Linked DNA regions of Homo sapiens: regions 1, 2 and 4 are each linked to region 3. Evidence: chromatin loops called from intact Hi-C (ENCODE). Cell type or tissue: IMR-90. All regions are shown on one strand. Each heading gives the region's core, and the rest is flanking DNA. Links, peaks and the distances in the headings are about the cores only. Region 1 has its middle 120 kb from the start of DIRC3-AS1. Region 2 overlaps DIRC3 (disrupted in renal carcinoma 3). Region 3 has its middle 4.5 kb from the start of DIRC3-AS1. Region 4 has its middle 180 kb from the start of DIRC3-AS1.

The links. Peaks named below come from ENCODE experiments on the same cell type or tissue, not always from the same donor. Only the 100,000 strongest peaks of a DNase experiment are listed, where the experiment ranks them.
Region 1: a loop joins it to region 3, with 3 times the contacts of the local background. A loop is called at or near these places in 6 of 110 quality-filtered maps.
Region 2: it touches region 3 in a loop (6-fold over the local background); 4 of 110 quality-filtered maps call a loop at or near these places.
Region 4: a loop joins it to region 3, with 4 times the contacts of the local background. A loop is called at or near these places in 3 of 110 quality-filtered maps.

The regions. Positions count from the first base shown.
Region 1 is chr2:217,162,882-217,170,667 of GRCh38, reverse strand. No RefSeq gene overlaps it. Among named protein-coding and RNA genes, the nearest start is that of DIRC3-AS1, 120 kb to the left of the region's middle. In IMR-90, for the core only: a CTCF peak has its summit at 4,242 (motif pointing right); a DNase peak (open chromatin) is centred at 4,237; H3K27ac peaks cover 1,890 bases.
Region 2 is chr2:217,507,923-217,515,708 of GRCh38, reverse strand. The region is part of intron 2 of DIRC3 (disrupted in renal carcinoma 3); the gene reads left to right. Among named protein-coding and RNA genes, the nearest start is that of DIRC3-AS1, 230 kb to the right of the region's middle. RefSeq lists a silencer at 4,754-4,843. In IMR-90, for the core only: a CTCF peak has its summit at 4,774 (motif pointing right); a DNase peak (open chromatin) is centred at 4,798; H3K27ac peaks cover 2,907 bases.
Region 3 is chr2:217,274,320-217,282,105 of GRCh38, reverse strand. No RefSeq gene overlaps it. Among named protein-coding and RNA genes, the nearest start is that of DIRC3-AS1, 4.5 kb to the left of the region's middle. In IMR-90, for the core only: no CTCF peak of the experiment used is centred there; DNase peaks (open chromatin) are centred at 2,335, 2,845 and 4,235; H3K4me3 peaks cover 928 bases; H3K27ac peaks cover 4,304 bases.
Region 4 is chr2:217,102,228-217,110,013 of GRCh38, reverse strand. No RefSeq gene overlaps it. Among named protein-coding and RNA genes, the nearest start is that of DIRC3-AS1, 180 kb to the left of the region's middle. RefSeq lists an enhancer at 3,449-4,648. In IMR-90, for the core only: a CTCF peak has its summit at 3,138; DNase peaks (open chromatin) are centred at 3,193, 4,073 and 6,063; H3K27ac peaks cover 4,035 bases.

The sequences.
Region 1 (7,786 bases), core at 1,448-6,447, 110 kb after region 3:
ATATGGAACCAAAAAAGAGCCTGTATAGCCAAGACAATCCTAAGCCAAAAGAACAAAGCTGGAGGCATCATGCTACCTGACTTCAAACTATACTACAAGGGTACAGTAACCAAAACAGCATGGCACTCGTACCAAAACAGATATATAGACCAATGGAACAGAACAGAGTCCTCAGAAATAACACCACACATCTACAACCATCCGATCTTTGACAAACCTGACAAAAACAAACAATGGGTAAAGGATTCCCTATTTAATAAATGGTGTTGGGAAAACTGGCTAGCCACGTGCAGAAAGCTGAAACTGGATCCCTTCCTTACACCTTATACAGAAATTAACTCAAGATGGATTAAAGACTTAAACGTAAGACCTAAAACCATAAAAACCCTAGAAGAAAACCTAGGCGATACCATTCAGGACATAGGCATGGGCAAAGACTTCATGACTAAAACATCAAAAGCAATGGCAACAAAAGCCAAAATTGACAAATGGGATCTAATTAAACTAAAGAGCTTCTGCACAGCAAAAGAAACTATCATCAGAGTGAACGGGTAACCTACAGAATGGGAAAAAATTTTTGCAATTTATCCATCTGACAAAGGGATAATATCCAGAATCTACAAAGAACTCAAACAAATTTACAAGAAAAAAACAACCCCATCAAAAAGTGGTCAAAGGTATGAACAGACACATCTCAAAAGAAGACATTTATGCAGCCAACAAACATATGAAAAAAGCTGATCATCACTGGTCATTAGAGAAATGCAAATCAAAACCACAATGAGATACCATCTCACACCAGTTAGAATGGCAATCATTAAAATGTCAGGAAACAACAGATGCTGGAGAAGATGTGGAGAAATAGGAACGCTTTTACACTGTTGGTGGGAGTGTAAACTAGTTCAACCATTGTGGAAGACAGTGTGGCGATTCCTCAAGGATCTAGAACTAGAAATACCATTTGACCCAGCCATCCCATTACTGGGTATATACCCAAAGGATTATAAATCATTCTACTAAAAAGACACATGCACACATATGTTTATTGCAGCACTATTCACAATAGCAAAGACTTGGAACCAACCCAAATGCCCATCAATGATAGACTGGATAAAGAAAATGTGGCACATATACACCATGGAATACTATGCAGCCATAAAAAAAGGATGAGTTCATGTCTTTTGCAGGGACATGGATGAAGCTGGAAACCATCATTCTCAGCAAACTAACACAAGAACAGAAAACCAAACATGGCGTGTTCTCACTCATAAGTGGGAGATGAACAATCAGAACACGTGGACACAGGGAGGAGAACATCACACACCAGGGCCTGTCAGGGGCTGGGGGGCTGGGGGAGGGATAGCATTAGGAGAAATACCTAATATAGGTGACAGGTTGATGGGTGCAGCAAACCACCATGGCACATGTATACCTATGTAACAAACCTGCACATTCTACACATGTACCTCAGAAGTTAAAGTATACATATATGTAAAGAAAACCCTTAAAAAAAAGAAAGAAAAGAGAAGAGGGTTAAGAGTGAAAAGACCTGGGTAAGAGTCCTATAGGCCACAACACAGACGAGTGCTCTTGAACAAGTCACTTTCCTCTTGAGGCCTCAGTTTTTACATGGTAAATGAGGTGGAAAGGGAGAGGGGGCAATTCATGATCTCCAAGGTCCTTTTCTGCTCTAAAATTTTGCGTTCCAGAGCTGTGCAGCAAGAAGCAGTTAAACGCTGGACTCTTTCCCCAGAACAGCCTTCGGGTATTTTGCTCATTAAAGAGATTAGCTGTCCATTTGCAGGGATGTCTCTCCAATGAGGTAGGGACAAAATAGCCCAACACAGTTTTAGTTTAGATTCACTTTATGAAGTACATATCTAATTCCCTGGCAAGCTAAGTCAAGCACGTCTTCTCATGTGTTTTAAGAACCAAGGCATTTGGCTGAGACTGAGAGCAAATGCCTCTTATTAATGTGTGACAAATCCATATGGGGAAAAACAGTGTTTCTTCTTTCCCATATGGCACAGCTGAGTAAGGCTGGCTTTTCTGGCCTTGAAATGGTTCCATGGACCAGGTGGGTGGTTTATTTCACAGGCTGGTGACAATCCAGTGTGTCTCTCCCACAGAGATGGGAAGGGGCAAGAATTCTTCTGTTGTAGCCCAGGGCTGTCAGCAAGGCTGTGACATAGGCCATTGGCCCTTCTGCCAAGATGAAGGGCAGTGGAACTACTGTGAGGAAGAACAGGAGGAAATCTCAAACCACTTTGGATCCTGGACCTGAACTTTTCTTGAACCCCAAGACCTTTAAAGTTTTAGCCTCATAAGGACAAATCAGCTTTCTCTCTGGAAAACTCTCAAACCACTCCCCACCTCAGTCTCAATGTAATAGGAGTGATGAAGCCACTGGAAGAAAGGGAGAACATGGGGGAGGCAGTTATCTCACCCACCTTCCACCTTCAGGTCCAAAGGCTGAAGACCCAATGGCTTCTGGTTTTAACTTGGTTTTGGACCTCTGCAAGACATGGTGGATTCACTGTTTCCCCTCTAAGGTTTACGGTACAGATTTTTCAAAAAGCATAGAGAAGATTGTATTGACTAAATATGAAAAATAACCAAAACAATAGCAGCAATTGAAATCCAATCAACCCATACCTGTAACATCATTCTACCTCTTTAAAAGAGCAAGAAATTATCCTGGACAGAAGCATAAGTCATCTCCTCTGTCCTGCAGCTTAGGCTGATGTGAACTAAGAGACAGTGGCTTTCATTGTCCCTGCAACTTGGGGTGACAAAACTAAGTTCTTATGTTTCATTAATAACCTCCTGAAATTCAGTCTTTGACTCTTTTTTTTTTGCTGTGCTATGAATGAATAACTGCTTTAATAAATATGTATGAACATACTCATCATATGTCATATAACCAGAATCAAGCAAATATGCATATTTTTCCAGTGTGTAATTGGCCATTATACACAATTAGACATCAATGTGAAAGGCTTGCTGAAAATGAAAAGCAGTTAAGTGACAAAATGTCAGGTTTTGAAGAAAATGTCAAAAGTCCTATTACAATCTAGAAAATCAAAACCAGATAGGTTATAAAAATGGGTTTGGGTAAACATACACCTGTATACACACACACACACACACACACACACACACACACACACACACACAATTTGATTTCCTAGAAATGGAGATGGTAGTTATGAACTTGCAATGTTCATATGGGAAAGTTTCATATTAAACATTAGAGAAGACTTTTTTAAACTTTTAGATTTGGGGGTACATGTGCAGGTTTGTTATATAGGTAAACTCATGTCATAGGGATTTGTTGTACAGATTATTTTGTCACCCAGGTACTATGCCTAGTACCCAACAGTTATTTTTTTCTGCTCCTTACGACTGCTTAGCTGTGGGACTTAATTGACTAGTCAAAGGAAGCTGTGCTTTTTCTTAAATACATTTGTAGACTAAAAATCTAAAACATCTTTATTAAAATCTTAGATTTTTAATAAAAATCAAAATCTTAGATTCTAAAAATCTAAGATTTTTATCAAAGATCAATTAGTCCATGGGAGAAACTTCTCTTTAAAATGTCTATTTCAAAAATTAATACATCCCTGCTAAACTGTTTCAGTGCAATGAGAAGTTTATTCCTAGACATGTTTCAGGGTTCTACAATTGCAGTCACTAAAAAGTTCTTCCTTATATCTAACCAATATCTACAACCTTAATGTGTGTCTCTCTGGAGCCATGTAGGATACTTGATTTGGTCACATTACAGATCTTCAAACTTTTGAGATCACTTGATATATTCCTTATAATTCTCTTGCCTTCAAATTAAACATATCAAATTATTTGAAATCATGTCATTGGAGAAATTGTTGAATGAATAAGTTTAAGAGTGAATGGAAAAACTGGGAGGTATCGCCAATTTGGCAAAGGAATTTCAATTAACATTTATTTGTCATATGCTATGTATCCACAGTATAGTAAGTTCTAAAGGTCTCTATTAAACTCCAGTACCCTGATCTCCACATTCCAAAGTGTTTTTCTTAGCTCAGAGTAGAACATGTCTCCCATCACTGACTGTGCTTTGCAGGAGGTGGGTAGTGTTACTAAGGGAGAGAAGGCAGGACGTAACTTCACAGTGGTCTTCTCAAACTCGTGATTCTACAAATAGCTCTAATTCTACAAAATAGCTCAAGACTCTTAGTTTGAAAGCCACAAGAGGGCACTAGACTACTACATGGACCTAGCTCTACTTAGGGCCCAAAGCACAGAGCAAGGGTCAGTATTGACATTAGTGATGGCCACATCAGTTGCATGTCCTACATCTGTGTCTGAAACACAGTATGCAATCATGGAGGATGTGCAAAGCTATTGGCTATGAAACATGTTCAAATGCTAAGCTTGAGTTATGCTAAATACAGTAGAATCCACATGCAATTTGAAAAAAAAAAAAAGTAAAAAGGAGTAAGGTCCACCCCCAAAGTTCTAAGAAAAGCAAGGTGGTTCTTTAAGCTGTGAGTTCTGAAAACAATATGGACAACATAGTGATAGTCAGGGGAACAGCAGGAGTTAGAAAAACAGGAGCCTTCCACTTCTACTTTTGGAAAGCCTGACATCTGACGAGGCTCATATTGGCCACAAGATTCCCTCCAGACCATGAGATTTACACTGGGCATCACCCAAGGTATTCATTCTCTCTGCTCCTGAAGTGCTCCGTACTTTACAAGGTTTCAGGAACACTAGTCTCAGGCTAATGAAAGCATACTTAAAAACTTCTCAAAAATACAGATTGAGTCTATGTAATCACCACACCATTTGAGAAAGGCAAAAATTTAGTCAATTAAGTTATATGTTAGTCTGAATAAAATCAACAAACAGATTATTTGGGTCAATGAAGAAGTATCTTACGCAATTCCAAAACAGCCAATCAAATTCACTCAGACAAATATGAATCAACACAAGGAAAAACAATCAGTCAAGAATGCTGCTTTGGATCATGAAAATCAAACCCTAAACTGAAGGCTTGAGTTTTTAACTTTTCAATAGTTATGTTTAATATTGTATAGAAGATGACTCCTTTGTTATCATAACTGTGCATGGGATATACTTTTTCCCTAAAGATGATAGACAGATAGAGAAATTGATAGACAGACAGACAGACAGAATAATTCAGATTGAGTGTCATATAAATGACTTACCTAATTGGTTAAACCAGAGGTTCTTGCTGCAGCAGGAAAGATAGGAGAAGGTCATTTTTCTGAGGCAAGGTTTAGCTCTTTGGAGACAATGAACACCTGGGTGGTTTCCTACAGAGCCAGTTGAAATCATTAAGAAAGATGGTCTTTTCTTTCTAGTTTCTTATTAATTTACCTACATTCTGAGTTCTGGATCCATGACCTGCATTTGTTTTTAAATTTTCTTTTTAAAAATAAAATATATATTATATATTCATGAGGTATAAAGTGATTCTCTCTCTCTCTCTCGATGGGATCTCACTATGTTGCCCAGGCTGAACTTTCATTTCTGGGCTCAAGCAATCCTCCTGCTTCAGCCTCCTGAGTAATTGGGAATACAGGAGTGCACCACTGCACCCAGCTTGAAATGTGATGTTTTGATATATGTTTACATTGCATGGCCTCTGTTATTGTACTATGTCAGAACCTTTCTAACTTTGATCATTTTACTTCCATTATCCTTGTCACGTTTGACCCAGCCATTGCTCTGAGACTCTGTCCTTCCCTCGTGGAACAATGAGAGCTCTCACCTTTTGGTTCTGATTCCATCCCAACCCTTCTCCCCAGGAGTCTTGCTTTTTCTGGAATTGATCTATTTATAACATTGCCTCAGTTTTTAGGTTCTTCTCAGTGTCAGCTATGTTGAGTCTGTTAAAGATATCTTGGCTATTTGACTTGGTTTTCATCAAGTTCCTTGGCTTCTACCTTTTAAATGACATTTTTTTTTCACATAATTGTTATTTTTCTGGGCTCTGGCCACTGATTTCTCCATATTCTCTATTTCTTGACTCTTTCATTAGCTTAACAGCATAACTTCCATCTTCACTCCCCCAGTTCTGTTTTCAGAGATCTACTTTTAATGGCTAAGCCCAGCCCAAATTGACAGTGTCCATCCTCTTTGCAAGCCTTGGGCCCTCCCTCACTACCCCCAGCACAGACTTCATCTTCTAGGACAGTCCCCAGTGCTACAGGGGAGGTGAGTTCAAGAGAAAGTGCCCCAGGATCTTCTTAGCATTATTTTCCCCACAGTGGGACTTTGAAGCTGCCTTTCTAGCCTGCCTTCCAGCTGTTAGCAAACACACACTTTTTAAAATTAGGAAATGAACATGATAGTTCTACTCCCAGCCAGGAGCTCATCTAGTATGCTCCAGGAAAAGGATGATTAATGGAGCTAAGGCTTTATGTCTAAGCCAGGGGATGGCAGCTTGTGGGGAATAACTGAGCCACACCAGCCCGCCACAGCCTCAGATCAGGTGAACTGCACATGGCGTTAGGCCCACTGGAGGCCCTTAAAGTTAGCCAGTGGCCTGGCAGAAAGTGCACACACAATAAGTGCCTGGTGGACACACATGGCCCAAAGGAACGGGGCAGTTTTTCAATTCTTCGGTTTATATAGAGAACCAACCTACACAACCTTGGCCTTCAGAATCTTGCCAGCAGTTAGAGTATCCAGACTGGCTGTCCAGACCACCTAAATTACATGGATAAAAGCAAAAGATTTCCTTCACTGAATACCACGTGGACTTGTTTCCAAGTCCTTTTTGGGTTTGAGGCCTTACTTGTAATCATCCCTCACAAGAGGGGGGAAAAATAAAAGAAAGAAAAATGTAGGGAATTTGAGTTCTACTTCACCAAGGGCTTAGGATGGAGAATAGGAAAGTTCTGCAGGATCTTGGCTGAGCAGTGGTTTTCTGCTTCTTTAAACGTCAAAATTAACCTGATTGAGTGAACTATTCAAAAAGCACATCCATCAATTTTTGTTTCATCTGAGGTTTGGAGTGCCAAGGACTTACAACATAAGGCCTCAGACCACTCTGGTTTAATGCCAGGGGATACTTAGGGGTTCCTGGGGATGGTAATTATGATCATAACCCTCTGCCTGCCAAACTCCTATGCACTACACCCAACCCAGATGCTACTCTTCCTGTGAGATCTTACCCAGATCCTCTCTGGTTCCTCTGTGGTCCTCTAACACTTGGTGTGGCTTCTTTGGCTTAACTGGACAAGTCACCACGTTAATTCATTTATTTTCCTTCATTAAAAAAATTGTTCACCCATGACCTCTGCAAAAATAAATAAATAAAATAGAAAGAAATGCGTAAAAACAAAACCTACCCTTTACTCTCTCCTCTCAGAAGAGAGAACCACCGTTTGTAATCAGCACAAGGAAAGTGGGAACACTAAAGAAATCACTATAAGATAGCAGCTGCCCTCAAAACTAAAACCAGTCACTTTAAAATACATGCTCCCGTGTGATCCCTGGATGAGGTTCTTTTCTCTTTAGTAAAACGGAGATTTTCAGGATTCAACCCGGAGAGGTAAAATCACTGAGCTTATAAATGAGGAAACTGGAATCAAAGACCTGAATTTTTGTCTTTTCCTTTTTCCCACCATGTTGTGTCCCAGTGTGCCCCAGCATCCTTAGAGACAAAGGCCTGGAGGAAGCACAAAGAGACTTCTATTTTCATCTTTTGGTTCTAGCAAGATGAGGATCAGCAGGCAGGCAGACACACTTGGGAATAATGGCTCTGCTCTCT
Region 2 (7,786 bases), core at 1,894-6,893, 230 kb before region 3:
CCCTGGCAAGGTTTTGAAGATAAGAGCTCCAAAATGGGAGGCTTCTCTGAGCCCAGGGAAGAACAGAACTGTTTTCTAAGTCTACGAAAAAGCATTAAACTGCTTTTTGGGCATCTCTGGGAGGTGTGGAGGAGAAGAGGGGATTTTCCAAGGTTTCTTCTTGCTATGATCTGACTTGAGGCACGAAGAAAGAGGAAAGATAAAAAAGGGTAAAGCCTATTGCAGTTTGGAGGTTCCCTATCAGGAATAGTTACTACTCCCTGTGGAAGGTCTTTGTTGTACTGGACACTCTTGAAACAAATGTGACCTTAATCTTTCCAGAAGTATTGAGTCTTTGGCTGGAAAGAATGTCCACCTGGGTTCTCTAGTTCAGTCTCCTGACTAAACTGCAATACTGTTAAGAAACTTCTCCTCAAGAGCCATTGGGTTTCAAGGGTCTTTAGACTTTGCAGGCGGGTATCTCATAACCTCAGATTAAGTCAGAGAGCCAAAGGAACTTGGAGATCAGTCAGCCCAATGTGGTCATTCTGAAGTTAGAAACCCTGAGGACTGGAGAAGTGATGTGACTTGCCTAAAACTACACATCAATTAGTGTCAGGGTCGGGACCATGATCCAGAAGTCTTTCCTCCTAGTCCCGAGCCATTTCAGAGACTCCTGTCATTCTCTCTAGTTCTACCAAACCTGTGTTTGCTGGGGATGTTTAATTGCTTTTGCAGTTTTCACTTTTTTTCCCTCTTCTAAACAGCTATCTTTATCCATGAGGGTGATAATGAGCCATGGGGAACAGTAATATCTATATTTTCCCCTTTTCCTTTAATAACATTTACTGAATTATTCATTATTAATGGTTAGTAATTCATTGTTGAATTATTAACATGTATTGAATTATATTTATTAATTTATTCACTCAACAGTAATCACTGAATATTTATTGAGCATCTTTTATGTGCTAGGGATGGTGCTAAAAGCTCAATGTCTATTACCACATTTCATCCTCAAAGTCACTCTAAGGTGTAGCTACTCTTTGTATCTCTAATTTACAGACAAGGACACTTGGAGAAGTGCTCTAACTGCCCAGGTTGCACCCAAGTTAAACCTGGATTTGAGTCTTATTTCTGCCATTTCTTTGCCTGGTACTTGATTTGATGATTATGTTGTACTAGCTCTCCTACTTGAGTTAAAATTAGCTCTAAGGTCATAAATGGGCTTAAGGACTTCTCTAAGATGATCATTTGCAGACTGGATACAATGTTTTGCAATGGCTATATTATCTCTCTTTCTGCAAGGACCTTCCTGCTGTTCTAATCCTCACATGGAAACTACCATGCCCATCTTCAACTGAGCCAGTTAGTATTTCTTTAGGGCAGGATAACATTTTGGGCCACAAGAAGTTATCAGAAACAGTTCACTCCAAGGTTACATAGAGCACATTAAGCATATTACTTCCAAAGGTGGACTATTTTTGTTATTTTTATCTATTAATTAATATCTATTAATCTATTAGTCTATAATTCAAAGCACTTTAAAAGCTATAAATCTTGATGCATCAAACATGACCAGGCTTGTGGTATATGATAACCATTCTGGATCCCAAATGTGGAGACATTAGAAAAGTGAAGCCAAGGCTGAGCATGGTGGCTCACGCCTGTAATCTCAGCACTTTGGGAGGCCGAGGCAGGCAGATCACGAGGTCATGAGTTCGGAACCAGCCTGGCCAACCTGGTGAAACCCTGTCTCTACTAAAAAAATACAAAAATTAGCCAGGCGTGGTGGTGTGCGCCTGTAATCCCCAGCTACTCAGGAGGCTGAGACAGGAGAATTGCTTGAACCTGAGAGGCGGAGGTTGCAGTGAGCTGAGATCGTGCCACTGTACTCCAGCCTGGGCGACAAAGCAAGACTCCGTCTCAAAAAAAAAAAAAAAAAGAAAAAGAAAAGTGAAGCCAAAAAAGTGATTCAAGGATACAGGAAATTTTACATTTCAGGTGTTCCCTGACATGGCCCCAGCCTACTCTCTGATGACAATATATCCTGCCACCTCACGATATGCATTCTTCATTACAGCCCAGCACACTCACTGTTTCTTAGAACATTGCACTTTGGAGTCTTTCTACCTCTATGCCTGCTCTGGGGCTCTGTATAATACCACCTTCTCAGTGGAACTGGATCTCTCCAGTTGGAATTAATTTCTTCTTTCACTGAGTTCCTCCCTGCATTTCTTATCACACTTGATACATTCCACTTGGTAAAGTAGCTATTTATCTATGTGACTTAGCTTAGCTGGGCTTAGATAGGGGATGCCAGTGAAGGAGTCTAAGCAGGAGAATAAAGGGTCAGGTTCGTGTCTGAATGTTTTTCTGTTTTCTTATACAAAGAGGTTGGCCAGGGAGACTTTGACAGAATCAAAAAGAGCCTTCTTGACCTCTAGGGGTGAAGCTGGGCTGGTGGAGAAAATGAAAGTAGATGAGGAAACTCTGCAATATTTTGGAGTGCTCAGGGGCTATGAAAGTCTATTCTTTTCTGCCTCTGGTTTCCCAATTCTTTCTCTAAGGATACTTTTCAGTTCAACAGATCTTCCTCTTTCCTCTGAGACTCTGCCTAATTGTGTGTGTGTGCGTGTGTATATGCATGTGTGTTTGTGTGTATGTATGGATGTGTGTATGCGTGTATGTGTATGCATGCATGTATGTGTGTATGCACGTATGTGTGTATGTGTGTAGTGTGTATGTGTATATGTATATGCATGTGTGTATGTGTGTGTATACATGGATGTTTGTATATGTGTGTGTATGCATGTGTATGTGTATGCATTTGTATGGCGTATGCATGTGTATGTGTGTATGCATGTGTGTGTACATGTATGTATGCATGTGTGCATGTGTGTGTTTGTGTGTATATGTGTGTATGTATGTATGTGTGTGTGTAGTGTGTATGTGTGTGTGTTTATGAATGTGTTTTTGGTTTTATGCTGATCTGCTATTGTTGTCGTCATTGCTGCCAGTATTCCGGATGCAGATGCAGAGAGATAGAGGATCTACAAGTGACAGTTGGATATAGTTTTCAAATGACTAGTGTTGAAGATTGGATCCTGATAAAGGAAGTTTATCTCTTCTTGGCTTCCTGAATGTCAGAGTCGTGGGAACCTGTGAGCAGGTGACTGAGGGGGCAGATTCATCTCCTGACCTTGACAGCTTTAAGAATAGGAGAATCTCCCTACCCACTCAATATTTGCATCTATTTATAACAGGCAAGAGTCATTTCAAAGCAAGGCAAGGGCATTGCCAGGATGACCTTTGGAGGGCCCTTTTGGGATGAATCATCTGTGATATTGCCTCTTCAGCCACTATGGATGGGGAGTATGTATCATTATTTTAGGCACATGAAAACTGAGAATGCTACATAAATTCACATTATTGAACAAGAGTGGTTATGGTGACCTTGAATATTTTCACATTTACCCTTGCAATTTCCCTGTTCCTTCCCTATTTTTATTTATTTAAAATTATGGTCTTCTCTAGGAATGGAGATGTTTTATGTTGTGGGGAGTGGTCTAGAGGCAGGACCCTGAGCCCAGAGGAGCATGGAGAAGAGGGGAGGAGGTAAGGGCAGTTGGCTTCTTTCTGAACTTGGTGAGGACTGTGTGTTCTAGAGGGAACATTTTGGCCTTGTGAAAAAATAAAACCCAACACAGACATGTGGCAGCTCCCAACTAAGCGCCCATCCCTTAGAGGGCTACCAATCGAATGAACAGAGACCCCAGTTCTCTTTGAAACAGCGAGAGAAACAAGTTTATATTTATTTACATGACACCAAGACTCAGTTAACACAGAACTTAATTTCTTTGTGATGCTGAGGCCTGAGTTGTAAGATGCAGGTTAATTTCTTTTGTGTGTATTCTATGGAGAAGAGAGTCATAATGCTAGAGGAACAGTCTAAAACACATGGAATATTACTGGAAAGACACTTACAGATAGCTTTCCATCAAGAGAGAAAACTGGCATCCAGAGAAGTTAAACGACTTGTCCAAGAGCGTATGGGGTGTTAGTAGGAAAACTGGCCTGGAAGCTGGGAGACCTGAGTCTAGTGAAGCTTTATTGGTAATCCTAAACTGTAGTTTATCTTATATTCAAAACAGCTTTAAGAATTTCCTGAGTCTATAACTTAACTTCCAGATTCCAGATTCTCCCTCTCTCTGTCTATATATACATATATGCACACACACAAATACATATACACACATACAATAAAACATACAATATACACACACAATATAACTGAGATAGAATACTCCAAACTTCAAATTACCTACAGATAAGGGAGTAAACTCCCAGGCTCAAGGTGGTCTCCAGAGCAAGTGCTGGAGCAAAGACTCAGCCTGAAGATTGTTTGGAAAAGGAGAACGGTGCCTGGGGGCATTAGTGTCCAAAACCACAGACAAAATAACCTCCAGAAAGAGAACTTCGCACCTGACTGAGAAATAGCTTGAACAACTCACAGGCCAGGTAGCCTGAGGGCGCTGCTTCAGGATGCGAATGAAAGGGAGGGTTTGACTGCCCATGGGGCTGGGCTGGCCTGTGGAAAGGGCACTATTTCTGGAGGAGAGGGGGCCGCTTGGCAGCAGGGCTTCAGAGGCGTCTGAGTGGAGGGGAAGAACGAAGAAAGAGTGTCCTACCAAGCAAAAGTGGATCTCAAAGCTCAGAAGGCACACCAACCCCTCCCCCACAAAAGCTGCTGTCAGTGAAGAAACTACACTTTCCCATGCCAACAGAAGAGGGTGCTCTTGAACTAAGAAACATGGTCAGTCATCAAACGCCATGACTGCGCCTATCTACAACTGTATATTTAAACATCTAAAAATGAATAGAAAATGGCAGACGACACTCATACAAGGCCAATAACTTAAAAAAAAAAAACAGGAATTAAAACATTCCAGCAGATGAAAATGCTTCTACCGAAATCAAATATGAGGTGGAAGAAAACTGTAACAGAACACCCACACTGAATTGAATATCCTAAAACAAGCATGTGAAGATAGAAAACAAAAACCTTAAATCAGAAGTTTTAAGCTTTATAAAAGAAATACGACCAAAAAACCCTATTATTTTGTGAAAAACCCTATTTTTCAGGAAAATGCGAAATAAGAATTGAGTGAACTCAGGAAAGATATGGAAGGAAAAGACAAAATCATCTTAAAAATAAAGGCCAAGTTATAAAGTACCCATGGAAAAAGAGATTTGACTGAAAATATGAAACAGTGAGGAAAGCCATGAAAAAAGGGAATAAAAATAAAATAAGGAACAAAGCAAAAGAGATCAGAGAGAAAATAATTGATAGAAGAAGGCCATTACAATAGAAAACCACTAGTATTTAAAACCACAGACTAAGAGAAATGTCTGAAATTAAAAGAAAACTTGAATCTGCATCTTTAAAGGCTCCTCAGTATCCCTGGGAAAATAAACCTGGAATGGTGAAGTCCAAGACATATACTAGGAAAATATTGTAATTTAAAGATAAAGAAAAAATTTTTCTAGATCTCCAGGCAAAAGTATCAAATCACTTACATAGGAAAGAAAATCGGACTTCTCATCTAAAGTAAAAGAATAACACAGTCACATCTTCAGGAAACTAAAGGAACTGTGGAATAGCTTTTATGTAGATGAGCTAAGCTTCAAGTATCAAGCGATTTTCTATGTGCAGAACCCCAGAGAACACTGCAATCACTATCCAACTTTAATGGTCCTACTATAGAAAAAACATCATTTAACCAAGATAGGACCTGGACCTGAAGAACTCTGGAAAATGGACTGTGTGAGCATTGAATATATTTCAATGTAAATCTGTAACTTAAACAAGGACAGAGTCATGGGGGGAAGAACAGTTCAACTGTTATATGTGGTGACAAAACTGAAGTGACCTATTGTTGCATAGACAATAGGTGGGAATGAAGAATATAATTTGAAGCAAATAAAACACTAAGTAGCAGAGTAAATGTGAGAAAAGAGACTAAGGGCATTATAATAGGTAGTGGCAAAAAGGTAAGCACTGCAACAAAGATATTAATCTTCCTAGATATCAAAAAATAAATATCACATGAAATAAACCACACTGAGAAAGAAAAATTATATACATAATTTTACACAGAATACAAGTTGAGACCATGTACATCAGTCATATTACTAAATTATATTTATTATATTATAATTTATTGATAAGCTTATTAATAAATTACATAAATCCCCAATTAAAAATATTTTCAAATTGACTCATACAGCAAAACTCAATTCTGTGAGATACATTTGAGACACACCTACAATAAAGTGATTCAGAAAGACTAAGAATAAAGAGGTATTCCAGACAAATGGAAACCGTAAAATAAAGACACTCAAATCTAATCAACATAATTCATAAGGTAGACATTATAGATATATATGAAACCTCCACTCTTGCTAATATTGGGAATATACTCTCTTCTTAAGCACAAATAGAATGTTCACAGAAATTGACCTCATGTTGAGTAACTGTCTTCCTCTAGGCTGCTATAGCAGAATATCAGAGACTGGGTGGCTTAGAAACAACAAAAGTTTACTTCTCACAGTTTTAGAGACTAAGAAGTCTAAGATCAAGGTGCCAGCAGATTTGGTGTCTGTTGAAGACCTACCTCCTCATTCATAGACAACACCTTCTTGCTGTGTCCTCACATAGTGACAGGGACTAGCTAGCTCTCTGGGGTCTCTTTTATAAGGGCACTAATCCCACTTATAAGGGTAGATATCTGATGGCCTGATCACCTCCCAAAGGCCCCACCTCCTAATGCCACCACCTTGGGAATTAGGATTTCAATTCAATGTGAATTTTAGGGGGACATAAGCATTCAGCCCATTGTAGTCACAAAGAAAGTTTTTGAGTGAGTTCCATGAAGTAGAAATTAATGAGAAAATTTAAAAACGTTCTTCTACTTGGAAATTAACATCTGTTAGATGACTATTGGGTGAAAAAGGATATACAAACTAAAATTGCAGAATTTCAAAAAACAATAATAGAATAAAAATATGCACATCTGATTTAATGAGAAATAAAGCAGTGATCTGAGGATAATCTGTGGGATTAAATATTTGAATCAATAAAAAATAATTACAATAAATAAATTTTATTCCCAACTTAAAAACCGAGAAAAATTACAAAGTAAATAAAAAGAAAGTATAAAGCAGGAAATAATAAGGATAAAAGAGGAAATTAATGTAATACAAAAGAGTAAAAAAAGAACTAATTAATGATTCGAAATGCTGGTTGATATGGTTTGGCTGTGTCCCCACCCAAATCTCATCTTGAATTGTAGTTCCCATAATCCCCTTGTGTTGTGGGAGGGACCTGGTGGAAGGTAATTGAATCATGGGGGCAGTTACCTCTATGCTGTTCTCATAGTAGTGAGTGAGTTCTCACGAGATCTGATGGTTGTATAAGTGGCTATTTTCTCCCTCTTCGTTCTGTACTTCTCCTTGCTGCCATCATGTGAAGAAGGATGTGTTTGCTTCCCCTTCCATCATGATTGTAAATTTCCTGAGGCCTCCCCAGCCCTGTGGAACTGTGAGTCAATGAAACCTCTTTTCATTTATAAATTACCCAGTCTCTGGTATGTCCTTATAGCACTATGAGAATGGACTAACACATGGGTTCTTTGGGGAAAAAAGGAAAAACAATATACTGATAACTAACCTAATCAAGAAAAAAAGGCAAAGAGCAAATATACAAAATAAGAAAAGACTAGAAGGAAATAATCATTATAAAAAG
Region 3 (7,786 bases), core at 1,247-6,246:
GAGCCACCGCCGCTGGCCTATTTTTGTAACTTTTAGAGGCCAATATGCATGGGAGTTTGCCTTCTCTTGCTGCCCTTAGGTCTTCTGCCACCAAAGCATGGGAAGAAAGTTAAGCTGGCTTACTGGAGAATAAGAGACACAAAGTCCTATGTCCCACATTACCCTGACTGACAACTAAGCAATTGCTAGACTGTGTGAGTGGGACCATCCTAAGTCATCCAGCCCCCTGCAGACTCTCCAGCTGTCTGCAAATGCATAAGCAAGTGGGGGAATGATCAGTTGAGAAGTCCTAAACCAGAAGAACTACTCAGCTGACCCAAAGGATTGTCAATTAAATAAACAGTGATTGATTTAACCCATCAGTTTTTGGGGAAGGTTGTTAACCAGCCAAAACTAACGGATGCAGTGTCCTATGTGTTCATGTCCTGAATGAATGAGAGATGATATATGTAAGGAAGAGGCCAAGAACCATCCACCAGCAGGATTCTTCTTTCAGCAGAGAAGATGGTTTTGCATGGAGTTATCCCCACCCTCTCCCTTGGCGCTTCCTTTCTGGGGAAGAGTGAAATTTGTGACCCCTGAAAGGAGACTGCTGGCTGGGTGTGGTGGGAGACCGGGATATGACCTGGCCTCATTAACACCATGCACCCTAACTAGCTGGGCCAATCAGTCTGTCTCTGTCCTCCTGGAAACTCTTACCACCCACTGTCTCCCAGACTACAGCACCCCACCCACCAATCCTCCCTTCGAAACAAAGATGCATGCAAGCACGTAGTGGAAATGCCGGGCCAGAAGCCTGCCTCCAAGACTCTGTTGGGGTTCCAGGAGGCAGAAATGCCAAGTTGGATTCACAGGTGCCAGGAAGGCCTTACTCCTGGGCACAACAGACTGCCATAAGGTGGCTCCAGGAAGAGAAACTCCACGTAGTCCTTCAGAAACTCATTCTCACCTTTCCAATCCTTTCTATGAAAAAGGTTCTTATTCATGTTACTTTAACCTATTTTCTTTCTTTCTTTTTTTTTTTTTTTTTTGAGATAGAGTCTCGCTCTGTCCCCAGACTGGAGTACAGTGGCACGATCTCAGCTCACTGCAACCTCTGACTCCCTGGTTCAAGTGATTCTCCTGCCTCAGCCTCCTGAGTAGCTGGAATTACAGGCATGTGCCACCACGCCCAGCTAATTTTTGTATTTTTAGTAGAGACAGGGTTTCACCATGTTGGTCAGGATGGTCTCGATCTCCTGACCTCAAGATCTCCCTGCCTTGGCCTCCCAAAGTGCTGGGATTACAGGCATGAGCCACCATGCCTGGCCTACCCATTTTCTTTATCTCAATTCCAGGCCATATCAAGTGCCAATTTTATTAGCATTTAATATTTCAAAGACAAGGATGTCTTGTTTGGAAGACACCATTCAAACCCTCCAGTCCTCTTCTTTGTAACAGCATATGAGGGTAAGAAGAGAACAAAAAATTATGTCCTCAGGTAGGTCAGTTTTACATGGTTTTTGATTCACTGTTGCACATTCCATCTATGTCTACCTTTGTTTTTTGAAGACTCCCCAGCTCCTGGGCCCTTAAGAAAACAATATATATCAGGATGGGTTTGGCAACCCTTCCAGAACCACCTTTTCTGCCCTAATATACTTATGCCTCTTTACATTTGTTTTCAGCTCTTTGGTCCTGAACACTCTCCTGCCAATGGCCCTTTTGGCATTATCGACTTCAGCTTTCTAATCTGGTTTTATTCTCTGTTTATCTCTCTGATTTTAGCATTTCCACTTGAACCAGATGAGAACTCCTGCTCCAAAATCAGTGTCCTAGCCTATTATTAATGTCCTCATTTCTACCATTAGATAATCTTTGCTTTAAGTGAGGAGCCAGAAAACTTTTTCTATAAAGATCCAAATAGTAAATATTTTAGTCTTAACAGGCCACATATAGTCTTCATCGCATGTTCTTTCTTCTTTTCTTTTTTAACATTTAACATATAAACATCATTCTTTGCTTGAGAATTGTGCATAAGCAGGTGTGGGCTAGGTTTGGCTTGCAGGCTCATGGCTTGCCTTTAAATCAGAGTCTACTCTTTAAAACACAATTCCTTTAAAGCAGAGTCTATTCTTAAAACACAAATATTCCTGGAAATAGTGAATAACCAGCAACTCAGTATGAATTAGTTCATTCTCCTTTCTAGTTCCAACTGGATGGAACAAGGTTTTAAAGAAGGGATGGGGGAGATAAGGATTTTTCAGGCCATTCCAATTGTACAGTCAACAGGAAGAATAAAACTCCTGGGAGCTTTGGACAAGGAGGAGGAGAGAAAAAGGGTCTGAGTCACAGTGCTCTACCATGTGTTAATGGCTGTGGCCAGGATGATATTCAAAATATTTAACAGCTGGTAAAGCATGTGCATGACCAAATCAGAAGGACAGCAAGTAGCCTTTGTGCTGGATCAGGGACTGGAGGTTTCTGCTGTACCACACATTAATGCTTTTGTTGCTGGATCTTGGGGCAATCCAGATGCAAGCTGGGTACAGGGCTGGAAAGTGAGTGGTCGTGTTTATTACAAGGCCTAAAATTTCATGTGCTGCCTTGACGTGTTTTAGCTTCACAGGACCCAAAAAGGCCTAACTGTGAATTCTCCTGGTCTTGTAACATATACCCCTTCACTCACCTCTCATGTAGACCAGCTGCACACCACGTGGCCTTCAACCTAGTGAATTTTAGTTCCCTGCAAGCCTACAAAAGTATTCAGACAAACCAACTACTTCCTCCAGTGGGAATCAGGGGGCACTTCACCCTCTTGTTACTGCAGAGTCGGCCTCCTACAGCCTCTGCTTGCTCACTCTATTCCCAAGTGCAATCTCCATGTGGCCCTGCAAGGCATTTGGCATCCTCCTCCTGTGAGCTGTGAGTAAATGTGACTACTAAACTGCTGTTAATCTCATCTGTCCATTGTTGGGTATCATGTTCAGCCATCTCATTCTGTGTAGGGTGGGGAATCTCTCCCTCACAAATGGGGTGAACAAGAAGTGATCAAAATGGGGTGTCACCCTGGGTTTTTGAAGCAGTGACTATTTACCAACCAGTAAAGAAGTAGTTCGGTCTTTTAACAATCAGCACATCTGTATTTGAACCAGTATGGTTGTGATGTGATTAGATCATTCATCAGGGTGGATCCCTTCTGAATGGCCTAGTACCATCCCTTTGGTGATAACTGAGTTGTGGCTCTGAGTTCATGCAAGATCTGGTTGTTGTTTAAAAGAGCATGGAACACTTGCCCTCTGACTCCACCCCTGCTTTTGCCATGTGATGCACCTGCACCCCCTTCACCTTCCACCATGATTTTAAACTTCTGGGGGCCCTCACCAGAAAAAGATGCTGGCACCATGCTTCCTATACAGCCTGTGGAACCATGAGCCAATTAAATCTCTTTTCTTTATAAATCACCCAGCCTCAGGTATCCCTTTATAGCCATACAAACAGATTAGCACAGAGCCCAGTAATTTATTCCTTATAGAGATGTCTAGAACAGTGCACTTTTAAACAAATGTGGTAGCCTCCCTAGTTCATTCTGTCCAGGCCACCGCTAAAGCATTGGGATCCGTTCAGCATTCCTAACTGAAGAGTGACAGTTTCCAATCCAAGAAATTTAGAGGAGAGGAGTAGCAGGAACTCCAAATCACATCACAACCATACTGGTTCAAAGAGCAAACTTGTCAAGTGCTTGGCTTCTAGCCCCACTCAGGAGTAATTATTTCAGTAAAAACAAATGGAACTTGCAAATAAAAGACATTGATATCATCATCATGATTAGTAACATTTTCAGATGTACTCACATTAACTCCTTGACATTGTTGTCGACTCTGAGGTAGGCGATGCAATTTTTATTTTTATTAACACACCAGCATCCTGCATTGTGTTACTGTGCCAAGTCACACATCAGAAAGATTCTGACTCCAGGTCTCCCATTAGGTGAATGTCCTCTTTCAACGAGGAAAAGCATCATCCCTGCTGGATGGACCTCTCTTTTTTAAACCAGCAGTCTGCTCAGTTTTAGTGAAATGCAGGGGTTTATACTGAAAGCAGGTGCTGAATTCCAAGTGAAGGCAGACATTGTCAACAGTGCTCTGACTAAGAGCTGGACAATGTGAAGCCTGTCCCAGGCTTTGGCACTAACCAGCTGTGGACACGTCATGCCTCTCACTGTAAAATGAAGAGTCTGCAAAGGATGACGTCTGAGGTGCCTTCCAGCCCTGCCATCCCGAGGTTATGATGGTGTGATGGGGTCAGGGCTGGTCCTGACTTCCCTTCCCAGTCAGCTGGTGAACGGGATGTGAGCTCACAGGGAGGAACACACAGGAAGGCTTTGGGTGGAGTGTGCCTTCTAACATACATTAGAATACAGAATAATCTCACATCTTCCCATAAGTTGTAGTGAGTCACCAGGGCGAGCTGTGGAGCATTTTTCTCTGGTGTCTTCCAAACTGTAGACTATTTCCCACATTTAAGACCTGTGAAAAAATAAAATAAAATAATTTATGTATACACCATGTGGGAAAAGCTGGGTGAAATAGGCACTGCCCACCCACCACTTACGGAAATGTATGCTGGAGCCATCTCATTGAAGGGCAATTGTCAACATCCATCAAAAGGACAAGCACATATTCCTCTGACTCCGCAATTCCTCATTACGATGGACTAAATGTTTACATTGCTTCATAACTCATGTGTTAAAATCCTAACCCCCAGGGTGATGGTGTTAGGAGCTAGGGACTCTGGGAGGTGATTGGGGGCTCTGAGCGAGGAGCCCTAGTGATTTGGATTAGTGCCCTTAATAAAAGAGGCCCCAGGGAGAGTGTCACCCCTCCACCACCTGAGGATACGGCAAGAAGGTTTACCAAACCCTGAATATGCTGGTGCATTGATCTTGAACTTCCCAGCCTCTAGAATTCTGAGGAATACATTTCTATTGTTTACAAGCCACTCAGTTTATGATATTTTGTTACATCAGCCCTAATGGATTAAGACACTCATCCTGGAAATTATCTGACATTATACCAACATACAAATTATGTCACTCAAATAAATGACTGGATAAATAAATAAATGGGGGAGAAAAGACAAATCTCTTATGCAAAAAGTTTTCAAATAATTTGTGCAGTTATTCTTAAGGAGATAGAGCATAAATCCCACTTCTGAAGTGTAGACTGTACCTAGTGCCTTCCTTCCAAAGAGTGTGCAAAGAGAGAAAAAAAAGTAACTTCATAGTGAAGAAACCTAGCAAACACCTTCAGTCAGGTGATCAAGGTTAATATCCAGTGGTAAGTCATACTGACAGCATGTACCTTTGATACGAAAAATGGCAGTTTACCTCTGTGTGAACCCATAACCTTAGTCTAACGGTGTGAAAACCTCAGGACAATCCCAGCCAAGGAGCATTCTACAAAATACCTGACAGCATTCCTCAAATTTGTCAAGGTCATCAAAAACAAGGAAAATCTGATAAACTGTTAGAGCCGAGAGACTCCTAAGGAGACGCAACAACTAAATGAACTGTAGTGTTGTGGAAGTAATCTTGCAACAGGAAAATGACATGAGGTAAATACAAAGAACATCTGAGTAAAGTACAAACTTTCATTAAATATAATGTGTCAATATTGGCTTATTAATTGCAACAAATGCACCTTACTAATGTTAAGCTATTATTATTAGAGGAACGTGGTGTGTGTGTGTGTGTGTGTGTGTGTAGGGGGTTAATAGGAACTCTCTATTCTACTTTTGCAATTTTTTATAAATTTAAAGCTATTCTAAAACAGAAGGTTTACTTAAAACAAAAGCCAGTGTAGAGCAATATGCTTTGCATATTCGCTCTTGTATTTTTTAAAAGGAATAATAAGAGACAGAAAATAAACCTCTCTGGAAAAAATACGCAAAACTAGAAAGGAACTGAATACATAAGGCTTTTTACAGTATTCCCTTTTGTATATTCTGAATATTATTCTGTGGGGATATATTATCTATTGTGTAAAAGTTACATGTGAAAATTAATAAAGATCTCAATTAAAAAACCATCCCTTATACTGGCACAAAGAGAGAGGTAATGACCTCAGAGACTCCGTACAGACTCAGGGTTGTGAACCTAACTGTGGTACTCCAATCCAGTGGACTCTCACAGATGAGAGGGTAACTAGGAAGATGTGTCCATATGGCAGGTGCTTTACGCAAAAGAAAATCAGCACAGAGAGTAAGTTGTCAGAAAAGGTCACAGAGCTTCAGAGCTTTCATGAGATCAAGACATATAGGCCTGAGCATCTGGAGAAGGGAGTTGAGGGACCAGAGGGAAGGAGCAAGGTGAGATTTAAAACAACCAGACTACAGCCAGTGCAGCTGGTCCAGATGGTCCCTACCTGTTCAAGCTTCCTCAGGCTCCTGTCCCCAGGAAGGGATGTGATGAGAGTGTTAATTGAAAATAAGGACTTGGATGCAGAAAAAGAAAATGCCTCAAACCTTTGCTCAGTCCTTAACCCAGGGGGCTGTGAGAGGCATTAAGGGAGTTTCATGGGCTTCTTTTGTTTATTGTTTTATATGTACAGAAAGATTTCTATTCCTTTTGTATTACTATTCTTTCTGTTGAACTAGTTTTCCATTTTATGTGCTCCAGCCTAAGAAGCCCTAGTTTGGAGAATTCTGCAGACAGTCATATTCCTTTCACTATCCACACCGTATATTTGGGCCCTGATTAATTAAGTACTCAACTACATCTGTGCACTTTCCTGCATTGTTCTCTAGAGAAAGCAAAGTGTGAGTCTGGTGCCCTAGACATAATCAACAAACTCCTTGGGGAGGAAGCGTGTCTTGTACATCTCGTACATCCTGCAGCCAGCTCAGGGGTGGGTTAACAACTATTTCATTATTCTAGATCAACCTCTTCTCGGTCGGTTCCCCAACTTCTGTGTTAATGTTGTATCTTATAGCTGAGCAGAGCACACAATTTATTGTCCCCAAACAGGACATTGAAAATGAAAGTGTGATGGTATTAATAATACTGTAGGACATCAGGCATAAACTCGGATTGTCCTAGGACAAACCAGAATGTAGGTCGAGCCCATGTGTAACATTTACTGTGCCCAGGGGAGGAGTACAAAAGGAGGCCCATCTATCACGTCTAAATATGTAAAAGCTCTATAGGAAGCTAAGGAAGTATTAAATAAATATGTACTGTCCTCCTGCCACAATATGGTGGCTTGTGGTAAGCTGGCTGTAGTCCCAGCCTCCGGCCCCATGATCCTGGGTTACCCCCTCTCTTTTTCCTCCCCAGGCATCTTCCCACGTCATGGAGGGCCTGGCAGGCTCATGTGTAGACAAACTGGCTCACATTCCAAGCTCTGTTTTGGCTCCCCTGAAATAGCTGCTCCATGGCCACCCACTGAGTGGGAGGCAGGGTCCTTCCTTGGGAAAGGAATTTTGGGGTACCATGTACCCAGAATATAGTCTAGAAGGTGGAGCGCCAGCTCTGGATGGACATGACCCTATAATCTGGTAGGTTGCTCATGCTCTGGGGAAGGGCATGACCAGAGGAGGGCCAGAGTGGTACCTCCAGATTGTGGGACCCATCAGAGAACTCCTTTTGCCTGATGTTATGAACTTAGTGGTATCCCCCCAAAATCCATAGGTTGAAGCTATAATCCTCAAAGGGGTTATAATAAAAAATAGGGCCTTTAATGGGGTAATTTTAAAAAGTTAAATGAGGTCATAAGAATGGAGCCCTAATCCCATGGGACTGATGTCC
Region 4 (7,786 bases), core at 1,252-6,251, 170 kb after region 3:
TTTGGAAACACTGAAACCAGGGAAGATTTGTGGGCTATGTCTCTTACTTCTGTACTAATAAATTCAATATTTTTGCCAAACTGCCCTACTCTAGGCAGCCAGCCTCCTCTTCATTCTCCTTCCTGAAGTTGCTCTCCCTATCTGAACCCCCTCCCTAGAAAGAGGCATGAGAGATTCAAAGCCATTGGTGGCAGCAGCTTGCACAGTCAGACCCACAGAGACAAGCAAACTCCTCCTTTGTGGAAGCACAAGTTCTCTGATGGGGAGAATTATAGGAACAGGTGGAATAGCATGATTACGTCTGTGATCCTCTCTAATGTCTCCCTTAGGGAGCCCTGAACTGCTCACTCCACATAGCTCAGGTGGTGCTGACATCTTGAGTTAGTATCCCAAGGCCGAAATGACCCCTCAAAGTCGTTGCATGTAAGCTCCAGATGGGACTGTGACAAAACATTGCAACAATCATGGTGGAAACGTGTCCTAATGTCTCTAGGGAGAGACAGACTCATGCACCCCCCCATCACCACCTCCACTCCCCTCCTTCTACCATGATGCTGATGAAGTCCTAGCTCTGCTAGTCAGAAGTTAGATGCTGACAACATTCTACTCCCAAAGAATTCAAAGTCCAGCTGGGGAGGTGGAACCCATGCTATGCTACCTAGTATTGTTTTTTGCTTTAATTATTTTTATGTACGCATGGCAACTGGCAAGTCGATCATTGCCTGACTTAGAAATCTAGGATGATGATTCTGATAGAAAGAAAAAAAAAACACCTGAAATTTTCTTAAGAGGCTTTGCAGAGTAAAGGATGTCGCTTCCCTTGATATTTCTTGTTCTGGTTAGAAAATCTTGATATAATTGGATTCTTTATTAAAGTTAACAAAAGTATTGCTAAAGCATCCATCATAAACATGGAATGAAAACGATTGATAATTATGTCACCACAAAATATCCAATGATGTGACTTCTAGTCACTGGAGATCTGGGAGCCATTCTCCAGCCCCTCCTTACCCAGGATCTGGCGAAAACCCTTGACCAGGGTAGCCATGGGAGGTCACTGCCACAACCACGAGGGACTTCTCTACTTCCAGACCCTGCTGCAGTGGGACCTATGTGTCACACTCTCACTCCTGTCCCCTGCTGTGTGCTGTAGGATGTGACTTTCTTCCTTGTGGGCCCTTATCTGCTCAGGCCTTGCTGATGCAATTGCTCACAGCTCACTAGAGACCAAGATATGTTTCAGTTGACTTCGCTATAAGGTTTTCTTCACTTGAGATACTTACTAAAACGCTTACTCTGTTAACAGGAATGGCTTCTGTTGGATGCCTGGGTCTCACAGGTCCCCATCCTCAGATCTCTGTGCTACATCTGTGCTCTGTGCATGAGAAGCAGGACAAGGCAAGTGGGTTATCCTCTGCCTGCTTTCTGCCTTTTCACTTTCCATGTAGCCAAACAAAATTAACTCTCTCTTACCTCTCTCTCTCATCATCATTTCAAAAGAAAATAACTCGACTGATTCACATCAAATTTGGGTGGATATTTGGGACAGTCTGCTAAAATACAAGCTATGTTAATAACATGAAGTTTGCTTTGGGAGGCCCTGGGGAACTGGGAGATACTGTGCAGTCATCTTCAGAGCAGGTTCCAAGGGCTATGAATTCATAGAGAAATTAAGAGGATATAAACAGAGAAAACAATGCTTTAAAATGTGAGTCACCAAAGAAAAGTCACAGCCCAGGTGCTGATTTACCCATTAGAGCAACTACCCACAGTGCTGGGAGGGGTGCATGTGTCTGTGTGTGTAACATTTATTATGCACCATATTTTAGGCACTGTATAAAGCATGTTATATGAATTGTATCTAAGGAAGTTATATTATTATCAGGCCTATTTTACAGATAGGGGCAAAAAGGTTCAGAGAAGGTAATAGCTGTGTGAGCTTAGAGCAAGTTACTTAGGTAGAAAGCTAAAATTGGAAGCCCTTGCAGTCTGACTACTTCAGAGTCACTTTTTGAAGTTTGTACTAAAAAATATTACATTATGCAGCTCCTCTGCAACCCATCAGATGCTGCCTCAGTGGCAGTGCTAACCAGTCCAGGCTTACATGCTGGAGTCCGTGTTAAATTAACATCACACAGACATTCATTGTCTCTCATCTATACTGTCTACTAAGCCAGGAACACGGGCAAACACTGGGGTGATGGCTCAATATCAGAAGCCTTCCTATCATCTGTAATCTGACCTGTAGGGAGAAACATTCCAAATACAAGGTAGGAGCAATTTTAGTAGAATGAAAAGAGGAACTTTCCTCCCTAGAGGTCTGAGTGACATCAGAATGAATAAGCAAGGGGGATCATATCATCTACTTTCTAGGGGAACTTTAAAAATAGCAGCAGCCTCTTTCTGTGGACATGGTGGTAATACTATATCTGGGCCACTTTTGTATGCAACCCATCAATTCAGGAAGTAAATGCAGTTTACATTTATACTGCACAAAGTCAAAGCAATTTGATAATTTTCAGCTTAACCAGTAAATTTCGATGGCAGATAATTCACATCCTAATCTGGATGGTAGAGCTCTAATTATTTAGTTTAGTTGTCTAGAGTGATCAACCCCAATGTAATGCCACAGTTGCTTTTCCACATTGTCCGAGGCAGTAGAAAGAACGGGGTGACAGCTTACTCATGCATTCATTCATTAGGCACCTTCTACTTTCTAGACATGATGGTAGGCACTGGAATTGCAGGATTAATAAGATGTGTTTCTCATCCTTGAGAAGCTTGCAGCTTAATGGGCTGGGTTCTAGTCCCGGCTGTAATCTGAATAGCTACATGTTCTGTACAGGCGACTTCAAATGACTTGACCTCTTTTCTGGCTCTCACCCCCAGTGTGATACCCGAGGAAATTATATTAAGACTCTTTGTTAGGAATGGGCCCCAGTTTACACTGCCATACACTATTGATGTCATCTGTCGACAAATCTTTGCTAGTATCTTCCATGTACCACATAGTGTGCTTTGCAGAGATAATTTGTCAAGGACATGACCCCTTTATGAAGATTATGGTCCTGTGGGAGAGAAGAACATTAAGGTGGAGAGTAAAATACTATGAGGCCTGCTGTTGCATTGTAGGGTAGACAGGAGGCGCTGTGGTAGGGCCAGGGAATAGTATCCTTGGAGCAAAACTAGGTTGGGTTTTAGAGATTAAGTGGCAGTTAGTCATCCGATTGCGGGAACAGGGGAAAAGATTCCAAGCAAAGGGAAGATCTGAGCAAAGATCAGGAGGCAAGAGGGAAGATTTGTGTTTTAGAGAATTACAACCAGGTTAATATTATTGAAGGTAGAGGTAGGGAAGAAAAGAAGAAGGTGGGAAGAGGAAGGCAGGCAGGGAAAGGGGGTGCAGGGTAGATGGGCAGAATGAGAGAGGAAAGGGAGGGGAGAGGAGAGGAAGGGAGGGAAGAGGAGGGAAGGGAGAAAATGGGAATATGGAAAGGATAGAGAGGCAAAATAGAAAGGAAAAATGGGGACCAGATTATAAAGAACTTTGTGACCCATGCTTAGGAGTTTGGACTTGAACTTGGGGAAATCAGAGGTCACAGAAGGCCTTAAACAACAGAAGAATGCTGAAGTTGGAAGTGAGTTTTACAGTACAACACGTGGAACACCTATTGCAGAGGAATCAGGAAGAGCAGGCCAGAGGTTGGTTGATCTGAGGCTTAATGAAAAGCCTTTCTTCCCTCCCTTCCTTCCTCCCTCCCTCCGTCCCTTCCTTCCTTCCTTCCTCCCATCCTTGCCTCTCTTCTCCCTTCCCCCTCTTTTTCTGTCCCCTCTCTCTCTTCTTCTGTCTTCCCTTTCTTCCGTTTTCCTCTACTCTCCTCTTCCTTTGGGTGTTGGGGAAGCCATGGAAACTTCTGAAGCTTGACAGGCAGGAAGGAATGCTGTGTGGATGCTCCATGGCTCTGAACCCAACAGAAGTGGTTTTGTGACTGTATAAGGAGCTGGTGACATCCATTCCTGCTGAAATTCCTCATGATTAAGACCAAGCTCCAGCCCATAAGAAGGCAGGGACTGCCGGGAAGTGACTCAGCAAGGGTGGCACAGATGATACCAGATTCTAAGAATCTAAACTATGTGGTTTGACGGAGCACCCTTGACTACTAAGCTGTTCTCTTCTTTCCTTCTGTGGCTTTGGCCTAGAAGAGGGTGTCAGGTTTGGTTATATCCATCCTCAAACTCTGTAGAATAGTTGTACAGGGCCCTATGAGCTCCCTGTAACCCTGTAACTCTAAGCCTAAAGGCCTGAGCTAAAGGCATAGTCAAGGTATTTACAATACAAAGCAAGGAGAACCAAGGGGGAGCTAAACACCACAGGCTTTACTTGAATAAATGAGGAGATCTCATTATACAATCTCCCTATATGAGTAAGAAAATTGAGTACCTGAATAATTAAAAGATAAGACCAGGAAGTATCAGTAAGGGTGAGCTTCATCTTGAAGTGATGGTCAAGAATGAAGGATCCCAGGCCAGACTGCCTTGGTTAGAATCCTGATTCCACCACTAATGAGGTGTGCAACTGGGGGGAAGTCATATCATCTCTCCATGCCTTGATTTCCCCATCTGTACAATGGGAATAATAATAGTCCCTATCTCACTGGGTTGCTGAAAGAATTAAATGAGTTAATACTTGAAAAGTACTTCAAAATAGCTCTTGGCACATAACAAATGTTTATAAAGTGTTTTGTTAAATGAACTGAAGAAAATCATCTTTCCCTTTTCAAATAAGTTGTGTAGGCCCTACACTGTAGGGTAACCTGGACATCTTTTCAGTTCTAGGTGAAGGAGGCCTGAAAATAGAGAGCTACATGTGCCCATGGGTAAATATTAATTGTGATCCAGCAGACAGATGTCTTTCTACTATTATGTCTTTGTAATAAAGAATCTGAACAAAGAAACTGAAGACAAAGAGAGAGATTTTTTCTTTAAACCCTTAGACCTCAGGCTGAAATTAATATGTTTAGATTAGCAGATAGTAATGCAATTTCTAAAAGTAAACTTGAGGGGAAAAATATCAAGAGACCTAGCATTGTGTGGTTAAGAGAAGAAAAAGTGAAATAAAAATAACTCCATACCCTCATGCAACCCCACACAGGCAGACAACATTATCCAGACAGGGGATAAGTCTGTCCCTGTGTCAACCCTTTAGAAGTTAAGGCTCTCTCCTAAGCTTGAGCCAACCCAGCCAGGTATCTCTCTGGCTTAGACTTCCATGATAGCTACAGGGAGCGGGATAAGTTGACACTTTTCCTTCAAGTTCTGCTCTGCTGTTCCTTCTAGGAAGACCAAATTCACAGCCAAGCTCCCTAAGATCTAGTCCAAAGCCTGAGCCAGCAGGAAACAATTCTTATTTCAGATTTCCAGCTACTGAAATGGTGTGTCTTCCCTAGGCTCTGTCTATAATCACTTCCTTTCCTCTTTCTCCCAGTATCTTCTCCTTGCTTCAGGATCCTTGGATTTTTTTTTTTTTTTTTTTTTTGAACTGTTGCTATTTGGGACCCAGTCTTTTGGTTTCTAGATGAACCAATTAGACAGTTGCAAGTATGCAGACTCATCAGTCCTTCTTATAACAATGTTATTGATGTCCTTGACATCACTGCCCCAAAGCCATTTGCATGACTCATAGAGATAGACGGCCATCAGGTGAGTGGATGAAAGAGAGAAAAAAACCAGAGGCCCTAAATCCAGCCCCTACTGCCATATACACACTTAGATCTCTCTCTCTCACACACACACACACACACACATGCACACGCTTCCCTCATTTTCTGGGTGTGTAAGCTTAGATAAGTGGGGAAAAAGTTTCTCAATTAAGTAGCTTTGATGAATAAAATGAGAAATTAATTACTAATCAATACTTGTACAGCACTTTATGTTTTATGATTGCTATTCATGCCCAGCAGCTATTAAGCAGCCCATTATAAAGGTGAGGATGTGAAGACAGATGACTTAGTAAAGAGCTGTGTGAAGGCAGGATGCTTTAGGGCTTGACATACCAAGCTGCTGATCCCATCTACAGGAAAAGAGCCCTTGGTATTCTTTACCCCAACTACTTAGGTCATGGTCTGGCAATTGCAAATAATTAAGCAAGATTCAAACCCCAGCCGTGAATAACAATACTGGCTTATAAAAGACAATAGGCAGATATTTTATTTTGCTTTTGTTTCAATGTCTGTCTGAACCACACGTACATGAATATATGCACACATACTACTTCTCATTTCAAATGATAATCTGAAGTGTTCAAGAGAGGTATGGGTACCACAAAACGAGGGTCTAAGGGTAAATAAATAACCTATTTTAAAACCCCAGTTGGAAAAAATTAGGTGTCAGATGAAATTCCAGTAAAATTTCCAGGGAAGTCTTATGATTTGTGGGCTGTACATTGAATAAAAGAATTCCTGATTGTGATGATTATTATACACCAAAATGACTCACTGAAGGAGGCTGAGGATCATTTATTAGAGAGTATTTTTTAATGAATTTTAAACAGAAGTTCTTTTCCCCCTTTACAGTTCTGCAATGAGGATTTCATTCTGCCTGGAAGTTGAGGGATGGATGATGTCAACTTTCAAGGTCTCTTAAACTTGAATTGAGTTTCCCTGTGTTACTCTAAGCATCAAAACAAGGTGTTATGGGCTGAATAATTGTGTCCCTCTAAAATTCCTTTGTTGAAATCCTAACCCCCAAGGTGACGGTATTAAAAGGAGGGGAATTTAAGAGGTGATTAGGTCAGGTCCTGAGGAGAGAGCCCTTATGAATGGGATGAATTTCCTTGTAAGAGACCCTGGAGAGTTCTCTCACCCTTTTTCCCTGTCATATGAGGACACAGTAAGAAGGTGGTTTTCTGCATGCCAGGAAGAGAGCCCTCACCAGAATCTGACCATACTGGCATCATGACCTCAGAATTCCAGCCTCCAGAACAGTGAGAAATAAATTTCTGTTGTTTATGAGCCACCCAGCATGTAGTATTTTGCTAAAGCAACCCAAAGGAACTAAGACAAGAGGTAGAACTGTTCTTATTATAAATGGAGCTGATAATGGAGTACAAAGTCTCAGTTGGTGATGAACCAATGAGTATAGTGTATGTAAAATTCTTGACATGATATCTATCATATAGATGTATTCTGTTTATATTAGCTTTTAATAATCATAATGGTGAAGATAAAACCATCCAGTATACCCCTTGAACAGGGAATATTTTGGCAGAAGAGGTGAGGGCAGGGGAGAGGAGGCAGAAATGTGTTTACAATGAGTACCTGAGGACCTTTCTCACAGCCAATTCCACTTTCTGGAACCTTGAATAAAAACTTTGAGAAAAATCAAGAACCCAAATTTTCCCTACGGCAGAGTTAGTCATCACCAGTCTATGAAAATTAAACAGATTTTATTGACTTAAAGAACTGGTAGCTTGGATGTTGTCAGATATTGACAGTCTGTGAATTAATTCATTAGATTTTTTCCCCATCCTAGGGACATGATTTTGGTCATTCAATATGAAAAAACAAAACCTCAAAGAAAAGCAAAGGGGTAGTAGAAAAGGAGGAGGAAAGCCTATGTATTAGTCTGTTTTCACATTGCTATAAAGAATTACCCAACACTGGGTAATTTATGAAGAAAAGAGGCTTACTTGACTCACAGTTCTGCAGGCTGTACATGAAGCATGGCTGCGGAGGCCTCAGGAGACTTACAATCATGGCAGAAGGTGAAGGGGAAGCAGACACATCTTACC